Regions from separate parts of the Homo sapiens genome. Here region 1 is linked to region 2. A link is a contact called in ENCODE Hi-C data. All regions are on one chromosome and are shown on one strand. The core of a region is the stretch at or near the end of the contact, and the rest is flanking DNA. Distances in the headings are between cores, read along the strand shown.

Region 1 (7,517 bases), core at 4,989-7,488, 2.8 Mb after region 2:
GCCAGACTCCATCTCAAAAAAAAAAAGACAAGTGCCATAAAAGGCTCACATTTGCCGGGCGCGGTGGCTCACGCCTGTAATCTCAACACTTTGGGAGGCTGAGGTGGGTGAATCACAAGGTCAGGAGTTTGAGACCAGCTTGGCTAACATGGTGATACCCCGTCTTTACTAAAAATACAAAAAAAATTAGCCGGGAGTGGTGACTTACACCTGTAGTCCTAGCTGCTTGGGAGGCTGACGCAGGAGAATCGCTTGAACCCAGGAGGTAGAGGTTGCAGTGAGCCAAGATCATGCCACTGCACTCCAGCCTGGGTGATAGAGCAAGACTCCGTCTCAAAAAAAAAAAAAAAAACCAATAAAGAAATTGGTACCAGAGTGGTGGTAGGCCGTAGATGCTCAGGGAAATGGAATGGGAGTGGTCTGTAACTCTCACTCTAGTCTTCTGCGGCCAATGGTAGAAAATATGTATCTAGTAATACAGAATGAGACTCTGACAGCCAATTTGACATTGTTTGGAGCACAGTGTTTGCAATCAATGGCAAAAGATTTTAACAAAATCACCCATGCCACCTGGACTTCAAGGCAAGTCTTGAAGACTGGCCATAGCTAAGGGACATATAACAGATGTAATGAAGTTCTCTGGAGGCTGAGGCAGGAGAATCGCTTGAACCCAGGAGGCGGAGGTTGCGGTGAGCTGAGATTGCGCCATTGCACTCCGGCCTGGGCAACAAGAGCAAAAGTCAATCTCAAAAAAAAAAAAAAAGAAGTCAAGGACTATGGATGGGGTGATTTCATTTGACAGTACTGGATGCTTGGTGGCTCTCTTTGGATTTAGAAGACTAGATATACAAGGCTGGGCATGGTGGCTCATGCCTGTAATCCCAGCTCTTTGGGAGGCTGAGGCAGGTGGATCACCTGAGGTCAGGAGTTTGAGACCAGCCTGGCCAACATGGTAAAACCCCGTCTCTACTAAAAATACAAAAATTAGCTGTGTGCCTCGAATCCCAGTTACTTAGGAGGCTGAGGCAGGAGAATCACTTGAACCCAGAAGGCAGAGGTTGCAGTGAGCCAAGGTTACGCCACTGCACTCTAGCCTACGTGACAGAGTGAGACTCCGTCTCAAAAAAAAAAAAAAAAAGAAGAAGAAGAAGACTATATATACCACGTTTGTTTGTGCTGCCTTAACCCATTTTCAGAGTGACCTGAGGCCTTGCTAACATTGAGCCACAAGGCAGAGCAAGAGAAGATTCTTCAGCAGGTCCAGGCTGTGGTGCAAGGACTTCTGCTAATTGGTCCTCATGACCCAATGTACCCAACAGCACTCTCTGGACAACCACATACTGGGGTGCTGTATGAAGGGCGCATGAAAACCCTGCAAAGGAGCATCCTATGGTTGTGCTTAGGGTTTTGGATCAAAGCCTTGCTCTCTTTGGCTAATAAATATTCTTTCTGGAAACTGGTCTTACTTTGCTCCTGGGCCCCAGCAAAGATTGAAAGCCAGGTGACCACATACCTGTGCAGCTTGTCAGGAACTGAGTATTTGTTCCACTTAGCCAAAAAATGTCCAGTAGCGCTCCCTTCCCCAAGAAGACATGTCGTAGGCTGGGCGCAGTGGCTCGTGCCTATAATCCTAGCACTTTGGGAGGCTGAGGCGGGCAGATCACTTGTGGTCAGGAGTTGAAGACCAGCCTGGCCAACATGGCGAAACCCTGTCTCTACTAAAAAAAAATACAAAATTAGCTGGGCAAGGTGGCAGCCACCTGCAGTCCCAGTTACTCAGGAGGCTGAGGTGGGTGGATGGCTTGAGCCCGGCAGGTGGAGGTTGCAGTGAGCCAAGATCGCGCCACTGCACTCCAGCCTGGGTGACAGAGCGAGACCATTTCTTGAAAAAAAAAAAAAAAAGTTATGCAAAACACCTCTCATTCCATCTATTGTACACTTTTTGTAAATAATTTTGCTTTACTATTCAATTATAAATTTTGAAGGGTATTCCCACTTCTAATATCTTTGTATTCCCTATAATACATAGCATACTTATTTAATTTTAGAGCTGGGGATCTCACTATGTTGCCTCAAACTACTGGGCTCAAGTGATCCTCTCACCTCAGCCTTCCAAAGTGCTGGGATTACAGGTATGAGCCACCGCACCTGGCAGTACATAGCATTTTACACACTATGTAGGATATACATTGCAAACTAGTAGACTCTGGGCTATATCCAAACTGCCTATTTTTTATTTATTTTTTCTTTTTTGAGATGGAGTCTTGCTGTGTCGTCCAGGCTAGAGTGCAGTGGCACGATCTCGGCTGACTGCAACCTCCACCTCCTGGGTTCAAGCAATTCTCCTGCCTCCCTAGTAGCTGGGATTGCAGGTGCACAGCGCCACGCCCAGCTAATTTTTGTACTTTTAGTGGAGACGGGGTTTCACCATGTTGGCCAGAATGGTCTCAAACTCCTGACCTCAGGTGATCAACCCACCCTAGACTCCCATAGTGTTGGGATTACAGGTGTGAGCCACCACACCGGGCCAAGACTGCTTATATTTTTATCAATCTGTAGTGTTTTGTTCTGAGACAGGGTCCTGCTCTGTCACACATGCTGGAGTGCAATATAAACATATATTAATATTTATTGAAATAAATGACTACCAAAAAGTAATTTAAAGAAAAATAGTTGTCTGGGCATGGTGGCTCACACCTTCAATCCCAGCCCTTTGAGAGACCGAGGCCAGAGAATAGCTTGAGGCCAGGAGTTCGAGACCAGCCCGCGCAACATAGTGGGACCTTGTCTCTAGAAAAAATTTGAAAATTAGCTGGGCATGGTGGTGCGCGCCTGTGGTCCCAGCTGCCCGGGAGGCTGAGGTGAGAGGATTGCTTGAGCCTGGGAGGTGGACGTTGCAGTGAGCTGCGATTGCATCACTTCACTCTAGCCTGGGTGACAGAGCAAAACCCCGTCTCAAAATTTAAAAAGAAAGAAAGAAAAGAAAGGAAACCTAACAGGATTCTGATTCTGTCCACCAAATGGCTTATTTCTTTTTTCTTTTTTTGAGACAGAGTCTCACTTTGTCGCCCAGGCTGGAGTACAGTGGTGCGATCTTGGCTCACTGCAACCTCCGTCTCCTGGGTTCAAGCGATTCTCCTGTCTCAGCCTCCAGAGTAGCTGGGATTACAGGCAAGTGCCACCACGTCCAGCTAATTTTTGTATTTTTAGTAGAGATGGGGTTGTACCATGTTGGTCAGGCTGATCTCGAACCCCTGACCTCAGGTGATCCGCCCGCCTCATCCTTCCAAAGTGCTGGGATTACAGGCATGAGCCACTGCGCCTGGTGGCTTATTTCAATCTAGATAGGAAAATATAACACATATGTGAAATGAAAAAATACAAGCACTAATTGCCAAATAAATGTATTCAATATAATTTGGTTGAGCACTATGGGTGACAAATCTGTATATGCCTCCAGGAACCAGGTAAGTAATGAAAGTCAACAAAGTAGGGGAAGATGAGGACTTGGCCAATGGAAGTGCCCCCCGCTTTTTTTTTTTTAGACAGACTTTCGCTCTGTTGCCCAGGCTGGAGTGCAGTGGTGTGATCTGCACTCACTACAACCTCCACCTCCCAGGTTAAGCGATTCTCCTGCCTCAGTCTTACAAATAGCTGGGACTACCGGTGCTCCATCACACCTGGCTAGTTTTTAGTAGAGACAGGGTTTCACCATGTTGACCAGGCTGGTCTCGAACTTCCGCCCTCAAGTGATCTGCCTGCCTTTGCCTCCCAAAGTGCTGGGATTACAGGCATGAGCCACCACGCCCGGCCCTGGCCCCGTATTTTGTTTAAAGAGGGTGGCTGGGCACAGTGGCTGTAGCTTGTAATCCCAGCACTTTGGGAGGGAGGCGGGTGGATTGCTTGAGCTTAGGAGTTTGCAGTGAACCAAGATCGCTGGGATATGCATATTTAAGGTTTCAATTTTTGTGTCTCCAAATAAAATTCTCAGTTCCTCACTACCTTTTTTTTTTTTTTGAGATAGAGTCTTGCTGTGTCACCCAGACTGGAGTCCAGTGGCACGATCTTGGCTCACTGCAGCCTCTGCCTCCTGGGTTTAAGCGATTCTCCTGTCCGCTTCCCAAGTAGTTGGGATTACACGCATGAGCCACCATGCCCAGCTAATTTTTGTATTTTTAGTAGACAGGATTTCACCATGTTGCCCAGGATAATCTCGAACTCCTGGGCTCAAGTGATCCGCCCACCTGGCCTCCTCAAGTGCTGGGATTACAGGCCTGAGCCACCGTGCCTGACCACCCTCTTCAAACAAAATATGGGCACCTCCATTGGCCTAGGTCTTCATCTTGCCTACTTTATTGACTTACATTACTTACCTGGTCCCTGGAGACATATACACATTTGTCACCCTTAGAGCTCGACCAAATTGTATTGAATGCATTTCTCTGGCAATTAGTGCTTGTATTTTAATTTTCATTTCACATATGTGTTCCATTTTCCTAACAAGACTGAAATAAGCCATTTGGTATGCAGAATTCTGTTAGATATTTTTATTTTTATTTTTTTGAGACGGAGTCTTGCTTTGTTGCCAGGCTGGAGTGCAGTGGTGCGATCTCGGCTCACTGCAACCTCCACCTCCCAGGCTCAAGCGATTCTTCTGCCTCAGCCTCTGGAGTAGCTGGGACTACAGGCACGCACCACCACGCCTGGCTAACTTTTGTATTTTTAGTACAGAACTTTTGCATTTTTAGTAGAGATGGGGTTTCACCATATTGGCCAGGCTGGTCTCAAACTCCTGCCCTGGTGATCCGCCCTCCTCAGCCTCCCAAAGTGCTGGGATTACAGGCGTGAGCCACCGCGCCCAGCATCTTTTTTAAAAAAAATTGAGACAGGGTCTTGCTCTGTCACCCAAGCTGGAGTGCAGTGGTGCAATCACGGCTCACTGCAACATCCACCTCCCAGGCTCAAGCAATCCTCCCACCTCAGCCTCTCGCTAGCTGGGACCACAGGTGCACACCACCATGCCCGGCTAATTTTTCAAATTTTTTCTAAAGACGAGGTCCTGCTATGTTGCCCAGGCTGGTCTTGAACTCTTGACCTCAAGCTATCATCCGGCCTTGGCCTCTCAAAGGACTGGGATTGCAGGTGTGAGCTACCACGCCCGGCCAACTATTTTTCTTTAAATTACTTTTCGGTTGTCACTTCTCTCAATAAATATTCATATGTTTATAACACCTTTCTCTTATCTAAAGAGCTGACCTCAACCACTCAGGGTTGAGTCGCTGTGATAAGGTTTGAGGGTGCCTGAAATGTCATCATGATTCGTCCTTTGGGCTAAGCTGAAACCTAGTGACTTGTCAGGTCAATAAATTAAGGTTATTTCCCGATAATACAAACATTTAACACCGTGAAGTAGGTTTTAGGCAGGATTCCCTCTTTTCCACTGCAAAGGAGAGGTAAGTTCTTGCTGAGGTGATCGAAGTCCTAGCTGGGGCACTGGGAAGGTGGCGGGACATTGGAACGTGCAGTAGTTGCGTTCTGGAGTTTACTGAGGCTTTCCCAGTGCGGATTCCACGCTACAGGTCTTAGGGCGCCCCTCCCTCCGGGCGTGGCAGCCCGGGGCGTGGCTCCTGGCACAGATCCGGAGCAGTTGTCATTGGAGTCATTTTCTGGACTCCAGCTCCATGCTTCAGAGTTTCCTAAGTTCAGGGGGCTTGTCTCTCTGTCCCCTCGACTAATTTCCCTCTGTCGCTGGCGCTGCCCGGTGCCCTCGGTCGCTTGGGCCGCCCCTCTCCGCGACTTTTTTTTTTCTTTCTCTCGCTGGCTCTTTCAGCATCAGTTTCCATAGGGGGAGGGAAGGGAATGATATTTGGGGGCTCCCTTGCCTTCCTCTCCGAGCCGCGAAAGGGGAGACGCGGGGAGGAGGTCCGGCCGGCTTTGGGCTCCAGCCAGCGGTCCGCGGAGACTTTGGTCTCCGAAGGCCTTTGACGCCGGGCATTTCGCGAGCTGCGCGCCCCTCTCAGCCGCGCCACCTGCGCCCGGAGTTTTGCCGCGCCACCCGCGCCCGGAGTCCAGCCGCACCGCGCTGTGCCGAGCCCAGGCGCCCAGGGCTCCCCGCCCCCGACTCGACGCTCCCGCGCTCCCCCTAGCGGCCGCCGCGCCGCTTCGCTCCGTCCCAGGCTCGTCGGCGGCGCAGCTCACGTGACCGCGCTCTGGGCCTGCGGCCGCTGTCGGTTCCCCCAGTCACCGAGCGAGAGGGAAGAAACAAGATGGCGGCTGAAGGCGATCCGGAGTGGGGCCCCAGCAATTCGGATTGAGCCTTCTCCCTCCACCCGCTTCCGTCGGCCGGGCCCCTCCCGCCCGGCCCCGCGGGCCTCCCCACCCGGCCCCGGCGCTCCCCACCGCCCCCCCTGCGCCCGCCCCTCCCCCTTCGCTTTCCTTCTCCCCCCGCCTCGGCTCCGACATGAGGGGCCGGCGGGGCAGGCCGCCCAAGCAGCCCGCGGCTCCCGCTGCGGAGCGCTGCGCCCCGGCCCCGCCGCCACCGCCGCCGCCGCCCACGTCCGGACCCATCGGGGGGCTCCGCTCGCGGCACCGCGGCAGCAGCCGGGGCAGGTGGGCCGCCGCCCAGGCTGAGGTGGCGCCCAAGACGCGGCTGAGCTCGCCCAGGGGGGGCAGCAGTAGCCGGAGGAAGCCGCCGCCGCCGCCGCCGGCCCCCCCCAGCACCAGCGCCCCGGGCCGGGGGGGGCGAGGAGGCGGGGGCGGCAGGACGGGGGGCGGGGGCGGCGGCGGCCACCTGGCCCGGACCACCGCGGCCCGGAGGGCCGTCAACAAAGTGGTGTACGATGACCACGAGAGCGAGGAGGAGGAGGAAGAGGAGGACATGGTCTCCGAGGAGGAGGAGGAGGAGGACGGCGACGCCGAGGAGACCCAGGATTCTGAGGACGACGAGGAGGATGAGATGGAAGAGGACGACGATGACTCCGATTATCCGGAGGAGATGGAAGACGACGACGACGACGCCAGTTACTGCACGGAAAGCAGCTTCAGGAGCCATAGTACCTACAGCAGCACTCCAGGTACCCACCCAGCCCAGTTGCTGCAGACTCCTTCCCCACCTCCTCTGCCCTCCCCCCTTGCTCACTCGTGTGCTGTGCATCCTGCTCCGATCTCCCCCCAACCCCGCCTCCCCCCCAAACAGAGGGGAAATGCGACGGCACATCAAGTGGCAAAAAACTAGATTTACAAGAGGAAAGAGGCGCATTGTTCAAAATGGAGATTGCATTGTTGCAGTTTGCAGGCCACACTCGCTCGCTCTCTCTCCCCCCCCCAACCCCCTTTTTTTCCTCTTCAAAATTTGTGCCAGTGCAGTGTCTCCACCGGGCAGGATTGAAACTTTGGCAAACACATATCCATTGCATTCATTTTTCTCCCCTTGTTTTGGTGTGGTTTTCTGGAATGAAAGAAGCCTCTTGTTTTGCAAACCTCTTTGCATTTCTAATGTGGTTTCTTTCGGATTTTTA
Region 2 (7,683 bases), core at 1,950-4,449:
TCTATAGCCTCATCCTGCCTCATGACAAAACTTCTCTTCTGCCTGTTCATTGCCTTGTGTGTACGTAATAATACTGCAGTTGTCCTTGTCACAATGATTGGAACCTATTTCTTACATGTCACCCTTACTCAACTGCGAGATGCTTGAGGGTAAAGACTCTCATACGGGGTGTCTGAAGCATAAAAGGTATTCACTAGATTTTCAGTCAGTTTTTTTTTTTTTTTTTTTTTTTTTTGTTGTTGTTGTTGTTGTTTTGAGACGGAATCTCACTCTGTCGCCCAGGCTGGAGTGCAGTTGCGTATCTGAGCTCACTGCAAGCTCCGCCTCCTGGGTTCAGGCCATTTTTCTGCCTCAGCCTCCCGAGTAGCTGGGACTACCAGTGCCCGCCTCCACGCCCAGCTAATTTTTTTTTTTTTGTATTTTTAGTAGAGGCGGGGTTTCACCGTGTTAGCCAGGATGGTCTCGATCTCCTGACAGTTTTTTGGTATTCATTAAAAAGAACTTCATTTTGCATTTAAACTGTTTAAATTTCTGAATCGTGAACTTTGTACTTGCTCAAAAATTTTAGGATAGCATGTTTCTGCATGGTCTAATATTTATTTTTTTAAAAAAACTTACCAGGCGTGGTGTCTCATGCCTATGATCCCAGCACTTTGGGAAGCTAAGACAGGAGGATCACTTGAGCCTAGGAGTTCCAGACCAGCCTGGTCAACATAGGGGGAGACCCCATCTCTAGAAAAAAAGCCAGGTGTAGTGACACATGCCTGTAGTCTCAGCTACTTGGGAGGCTGAAGTGGGAGGATGGATTGAGCCTGGGAGGTCGAGGCTGCAGTGAACCATGATTCACAGCACTTTAGCCTGGGCAACAGAGTGAGACCCTGTTCAAAAAAGTAAATAAATAAACACCTTAGTGCTTCAGGGGGGTTAGTTTTTTTTTTTTTTTTTCATTAGAAGGAAAAGACACTTTCTCTTACTAAGGTATTTTTGCCTGTTAACTAATATGCAGTTGCAAAATGAACCATAGGCTGTTTGCATTTCAAAGAACACTACAAGTTCTGATATTTAGAAATGAGTGTATATGCCAGTGGCCCAAGGTTGGAAAAGAAAGTTGGTAACAACATTAGAAGGTGGCAGAAATCAGGAAAGAAATGTAACATATACGGCAGATGAAGGGTTTAAAAATAGCTTTTACATATCAACACGGAAAAACACCATGACATAAAAATGAGCAAAAAATATGAACCATATAATCCGAATGGTTCATTAACATCCATGTGTTCAACTTTATTGAACACATGAATGAACTCAAAGGAAAACCACTCTAATAATGTTTTCTTACCTGCTAATTTGGCCAAAGTGTTTATTTTGAAATAATTTCAAGCTAACAGAAAAGTGGCAAAAATAGTATAAAGAATCCCTGCATTCTCTTCACCCAGATTCCCCAGTACTTAACATTTTACCTCATTTCTTTATCATTCTCTTTCTTTCTGTGTCTTTATCTCTGTCTCTCTCTATATGTAAATGTACATTGTTTCCCTGAACTGTTTGAGAGTAAATTGCAGGCCGGGGGCGGGTGCAGTGGCTCACGCCTGTAATCCCAGCACTCTGGGAAGCTGAGGTGGGTTGATCACTTGAGGTCAGGAGTTTGAGACCAGCCAGGCCAAAATGGTGAAACCCAATCTCTACTAAAAATACAAAAATTAGCAGGGTGTGGCGTTACATGCCTGTAATCCCAACTACTTGGGAGGCTGAGGCAGGAGAATCGCTTGAACCCAGGAGGCGGAGGTTGCAGTGAGCTGAGATCACGTTATTGCACTCCAGCCTGGGCAACAGAGCAAGACTGTCTCCAAAAAAAAGTAAGTTGCAGACATGATGCCCTGGACTCCTAAATACCTCATAGTATATTCCCAAAAATCAAGCACATTTTCGTAAGTAGCCACAGTACAACTAAAACATGAGTCCATACTGACATTTCCAATTCCAGTCCAGCCTGACACCACAGAGTTCATTCATTCTAGCCTTCCATTTTTCCATATGTATGATGTCCTTCATCAGTAGAGAGAAACCTGGCTCCTGTTATTCACAATTTATTTATTTATTTGCTCTGTACTAGAATATGTACTAAAAATAATTTCAGAATTCCTAATCCATAGCACTGCAGGAAAACAATTCTACCAATTAGTATGTATTTAAGGTTCTTTATAGCCAGAGGATATATATTAAAATAACTGTGTTCAAGTTACCTACCTAGGTTAGTTCCCCCTCCCAATTCTGCCCTTCAGTGTAGTATTGTTATTAACATGAAATATAGTTAGGTTCATTTATTTTTGTTTGCATTCCATTTTATGAATTTCCCCCCAACCTTGATCTTTTTTTGATTGTGTGATACATTAACATGGTTACTAAAAAGTTGTATTTGATGATAATGTCCAATGATGGTAGACTGTCCTGGCGGAGTGTATAAACAGGTCGAATCTTTCTGGTGAACAACCTGACATGGAGTATTAATAGCTTTTAAAATGTTCATACCTATTGACCCAATAAGAGATCTCACAGACTTATGGTTAAGGATAGTCAACAAAATATTATTTATAATTATGAAAATTAGAAACAATCAAAATATCCAGCTATTGGAGACTGGAAAAGCATAAATTATTAATCATAGACCATAAATTACATGTACATTCATATGTTAGAATACTAAGCATCTATTTAAAATCATTTCTCAGCTGGGCACAGTGGCTCATGCCTGTAATCCCAGCACTTTGGGAGGCCAAAACAGGCTGATCACCTGAGGTCAGGAGTTCAAGACCAGCCTGGCTAACATGGCGAAACCCGGTCTCTACTAAAAATACAACAATTAGCCAGGTGTGGTGGCACATGCTTGTAGTTCCAGCTACTCAGGCGGCTGAAGCAGGAGAATCGCTTGAACCTGGCAGAAAGAGGTTGCAGTGAGCCATGGTCACACCACTGCACTCCGGCCTGAGCGACAGAGCGAGACTATCTCAAGAAAAAAAAAAATCATTTCTCAAAGACAGTAGTGACCTAGAGAAATGCTAAGGGGAAATAAAGTGTGACACAGAAATGTTTACACGTTGTAATTTTTTTTTTTTTTTTTTTGGGACGGGGCCTTACTCTGTCACCCAGGCTGGAGTACAGTAGTGTGATTACAGCTCACTGCAGCCTGGACGTCTCAGGATCAGGTGATTCTCCCACCTCAGCCTCCCAAGTAGCTGGGATTATAGGTATGCACCATTACACTTGGCTAATGTTTTGTGTTTTTTGTAGAGAAGGGGTTTCACCATGTTGCCTAGGCTTGTTTTGGTTTTGAACTTCTGGGCTCAAGCCATCTGCATGCCTCCACCTTCCAAAGTGCTGGGATTACAGGCATGAGCCATCTTGCCTGGCCTATATGTTGTAATCTTATTTTTGTTTTAAAAAGATGTGCTTGGCCGGGCATGGTGGCTCATGACTGTAACTCCAGAACTTTGGGAAGCTGAGGCAGGCAGATCATCTGAGGTCAGGGGTTCCAGACCTGCCTGGCCAACAAGGCGAAACCCCATCTCTACTAAAAAATACAAAAATTAGCTGGGCATGGTAGCACACGCCTGAAATCCCAGCTACTCGGGAGGCTGAGCCATGAGAATCACTTGAACCAGGGTGGCGGAGGTTGCAGTGAGCCAAGATCGTGCCACTGTACTCACTCTGTGTCCAAAAAAAAAAAAAAAAGAAAGTGCTGATAAGTAATAATCTATGAATAATGAGATATTTGGTGGTTTTGATTTCTCTCTCTCCTGCTTTACTTGTTAATTTGCCTTTTCCAAACTTTCTACAATAAGTATTATTACTTTTACAGTCAGAAAGCAATTTAACAAGTCAGTAGTGTATTAATATTTAGGCATTCCTAAATATACAAATGACCCTTGGGCATAACAGCTTCTCCATGTTTTCTAGGTGGTTCTCTGCCTCTGTCTTTCTGCCTAGGCTTTCAGCTGCTCCTCAATCTATTTTTCTATGGTCTCTGAATTTTACTTACACCAACATACCACTAACTAGAGATTCATTTAGATTAACAACCAAGCCATCCTTTGTCTTCCTAATTTGTTGACTTTATTTTAAAATTACTTTATGGACCGGGTGCAGTGGCTCACGCCTGTAATCTCAGCACTTTGGGAAGCCAAGGCAAGCGGATCACTTAGGTCAGGAGTTCGAGACCAGCCTGGCCAATGTGGCAAAACCCCGTCTCTGCTAAAAAAAAAAAAAAAAAAAAACCACACAGAAGATTAGCCAAGTGTGCCAAGTGTGGTGGCACACACCTGTAGTCCCAGCTACTTGGGAGGCTGAGGCAGGAGAATCGCTTGAACCTGGGAGGCAGAGGTTGCAGTGACCTGAGATCACACCACTGCATTTCAGCTTGGATAATAGAGCAACACTTGGTCTCAAAAAATAAATAAATAATAAAATTACTATATATATGAAAATATTCCAAATATACATTTTTAAAAGCTAAGAAGTACTAAAAGCATTGTAATGAAAAGTAATAGTCCCCACCCCATAGGCCAACTTCCTAGAGGCTACTGTTCTCAACTCCTTGGCTGTTTTTTCTGGTATTTATCTCCATGTTTCTCAACAATGTGTGTATAGTGAGATTTCTTGATCTTTTGATTTTAGGTAGCATCTGTTAATTTATTGCCATGAGAGATGAGGACTTAACTCTCATACATCATACTTTCTACCTCTCATTCCTCTGGTGATTATATCACACATTTTGGTTGAATCTGGTGGTCAGTGTTTACATTATGATGATTATGCAAACATTGTGTACTACAGAGCCAAGTAGTGTACTATGACCATGCTTTCTTTCTTGTAGAACCTCTTTATTTTTGCCTAGAGTTAATCATCACTTGATTTCTATTATTTATTTTCTTTTAAAAAACTATATAACATGCATGTGCCTTATTTTTTATGATTCTCTGATTCTTTACTTTGTTTTTTAATGCTTCTCTACATGGCCCGTTTACACTAGTTACATTTTTTTTCTGGGTACCCTCATCTCCACATTCCTATCTATACTGGTCATCCATGGGCCTACTGCATAGCTGTTCCTAGGACTGCAACTACACTTTGCTCTGTTGGATCCCCTGTTTCTTAAATTACTAAATTCTGTCTTCCTCTTTCCTGGCCTACTCCTTTGGTTTCAGTAGCACATCCCCAGAACCTTCTGGAATAAAGGTACATAGAGATAAATATTTTGAGAACTTTGACATCTGAAAATGTTTTTATCCTGCCCTCATACTTGATTGAGAATTTATTGAGTTGGTGTGGAATTCTAGATTGCAAATCATTTCCCCTCAGAATTATAAACAGTTTGCTCCAGTTTCTTCTGACTTCCAATGTTGCTACTGAGATGTTCAATGCCATTTTGATTCCTAGTTCTTTGTATGTTATCTGTTATTTTTAGGAAGATTATAGGGTCTCCTTTTTATCCTTAGCGTTCTGAAGGGTTATAAAGATGTGCCTTAGCCTGAACCTTTCTTCTCATTCATTTTGTGGCTCACTTAGCAGGCCCTTTGATACTGAGACTCTTATCCTTTCATTCTGAGAAATTTTCTGGTATTATTTTTTTGATAATTTCCTTCCCTCCATTCTTGCTGGATGTTGGACTTTCAGAATAGATCCTCAAATTTTCTTATCTCTCACATTTTTTCCATCTTTTTGTACTACATTCTGAAGTTTTTATCAATTATTTTTTTTCTTTTTCTTTTCTTTTCTTTTTTTTTTGAGACAGAGTTTCGCTCTGTTGCCCAGGCTGGAGTGCAGTGGTGCGATCTCAACTCACTGCAACCTCCACCTCTTGGTTTCAACCAGTTCTCTGCCTCAGCCTCCCTAGTAGCTGGGATTACAGACACCCACCACCACACCCAGCTAATTTTTTTTTTTTTTGTATTTTTAGTAGAGATGGGGTTTCATCATCTTGGCCAGGCTGATCTTGAACTCCTGACCTCGTGATCCACCCATCTCGGCCTCCCAAAGTGCTGGGATTATAGGTGTGAGCCACTGTGCCCAGACTTTATAAATTATCTTCTATCTTTTCTTTTGAATACTTACTTTAAACTATTCTGCTTTTCAATAGCCAAAATCCCTTTCTTGTTATGATTATTTTATTTTGCACCCTGCGATGGTTTGAATGTCTGTGTCCCCCCAAATTTCTATGTTGAGACCTAACCCCCAACGTGATAGTATTTGTAGATGGGAACCTTTGGGAGGTGATCAGGCCATGAGAATGGAACCCTTATGAATAGTATTAGTGCCTTTATAAAAGAGACCCAAGGGAGTCAGCTCACCCCTTCCTCCACGTGAGGCCACTGCAAGAAGACACTATCTCTGAACCAGAAAGCAGGCCCTCCCCAGACACCAAATCAGCACCTTGATCTTGGATTCCAGTCCCTAGAACCATGAGAAATAAATTTCTTTGTTTATAAACCACCCAGTGTATCATATTTTGTTACGGCATCCTGAAAGTCTAAAATACATCCTATTTCATGGATAAAATGCCTTTTCTTATTTCTCTATAGATAGTAACTATACTACTTTTGAAGATTTGTTCTGTTGTTTCCTCTGTTTTGGTCTTTTTGTTTCATGTTAGAACTTTCCATAAACATCTGGTAATCTTTGGCTATCTGTTAAGATTTCATTATGAGGCACAAAAAACTGGTGGGGGGTTCTGTGTGCATGAATGTGGCTTATTCTCAGAGGCAATCTGGCAGATAATCAGCTTATTCACTGAGGGGATTCTCCCCAGTGTCTGAACTTGAAAGTTTCTTCTCTGCGACCATTGCATTTTTTTTCCAGAGTAGGATCATTTCCTAACTGACTGCCAGTGTTCTGGAAGCAGGTGCAGTGAAGAGCCTAAGAGTCCTACTAATGTGTGTGTGAATTCCGAATCCTTAGTCACCGTGTTCATCCCTAACCCATACTGCCACAAGGACTCTCAAGTCTCACAACTAATTCATTTTAACATGAGAAGATATTAAGAGGGTTAAGAGGTTCTCCATGATTCACCTACTAGTGTGAATTCATATCTTCTCCTTTTGCTTTTCCCCTGGCCCTTAGCTGATATCAACTGCTCTGAGGAAATGGAAGTCTGATTGGTCAGGAAGCAGGAATAGTGGGTAATTTGGGGTCCCAGACCCCCCTTAGCAGGCAAGCAGCCCAGAGGTGGGTAAAGCACTTTAGGAAAGGGTGCTGCAATCCAGGGACTACGGCCCTGGACCTGGACGCCAAAAGGGAGTTGAGAAAGTAGAAAAGAAAACTACTTATGCTTAAATTGTGCTCAGAGCCAGGTCTCTATGCAAAGGAGCAGCAGGTGACCTGATTTCTCCCTCCTGCACTGCAGAGAACCTGCCCTCAAAGACCCAGAGCTCAGCTTCAGTAGAAGTTGAACAGCACTGTGCGAGCGAACCTGAGAACCCAGTCACCCTGAGAAAAACGGTTTCTAGGAGAAAACACATTCTTTGATCCAAACAACCAACTTACAAATGATCTTTTGGACCACGTCCTGCCTGCAAACTGAGGCTCAATTCACCTTTAATGGGCCAGCTCTGGCAGTGCCAAGGGAGAGAGGCCATTAGCAGAAATGAAAAAAGCAAGAAATCTTTTAGTCCATTAGGTTAAAAGAAGATT

What was found. A loop is a pair of places that touch in the nucleus more often than their neighbours do. Pooled maps may share reads with other maps.
Region 1: a pooled map shows a loop between it and region 2 (5-fold over the local background). The contact joins the promoter of BPTF here to the enhancer-like site in region 2. A Hi-C loop is called at or near these places in 1 of 168 maps with a recorded cell type or tissue (OCI-LY7), 3 of 37 single-sample maps with no recorded cell type and 7 of 50 pooled maps.

The regions. Positions count from the first base shown.
Region 1 is chr17:67,819,265-67,826,781 of GRCh38, forward strand. It overlaps BPTF (bromodomain PHD finger transcription factor), which reads left to right and starts at 6,239. Exons shown (of 28, transcript NM_182641.4): 1 at 6,239-7,073. The coding sequence starts at 6,461. RefSeq lists enhancers at 5,487-6,184, 6,185-6,880, 6,843-7,112 and silencers at 6,093-6,162, 6,363-6,412, 6,593-6,792.
Region 2 is chr17:64,977,537-64,985,219 of GRCh38, forward strand. No RefSeq gene overlaps it. Among named protein-coding and RNA genes, the nearest start is that of LRRC37A3, 62 kb to the left of the region's middle. RefSeq lists an enhancer at 7,370-7,649. Within about 2 kb of position 3,200, at least 2 of the 41 ENCODE cell types and tissues checked have a DNase peak (open chromatin) inside an H3K27ac peak, as active enhancers do; they include OCI-LY7, where a contact is called at or near this core.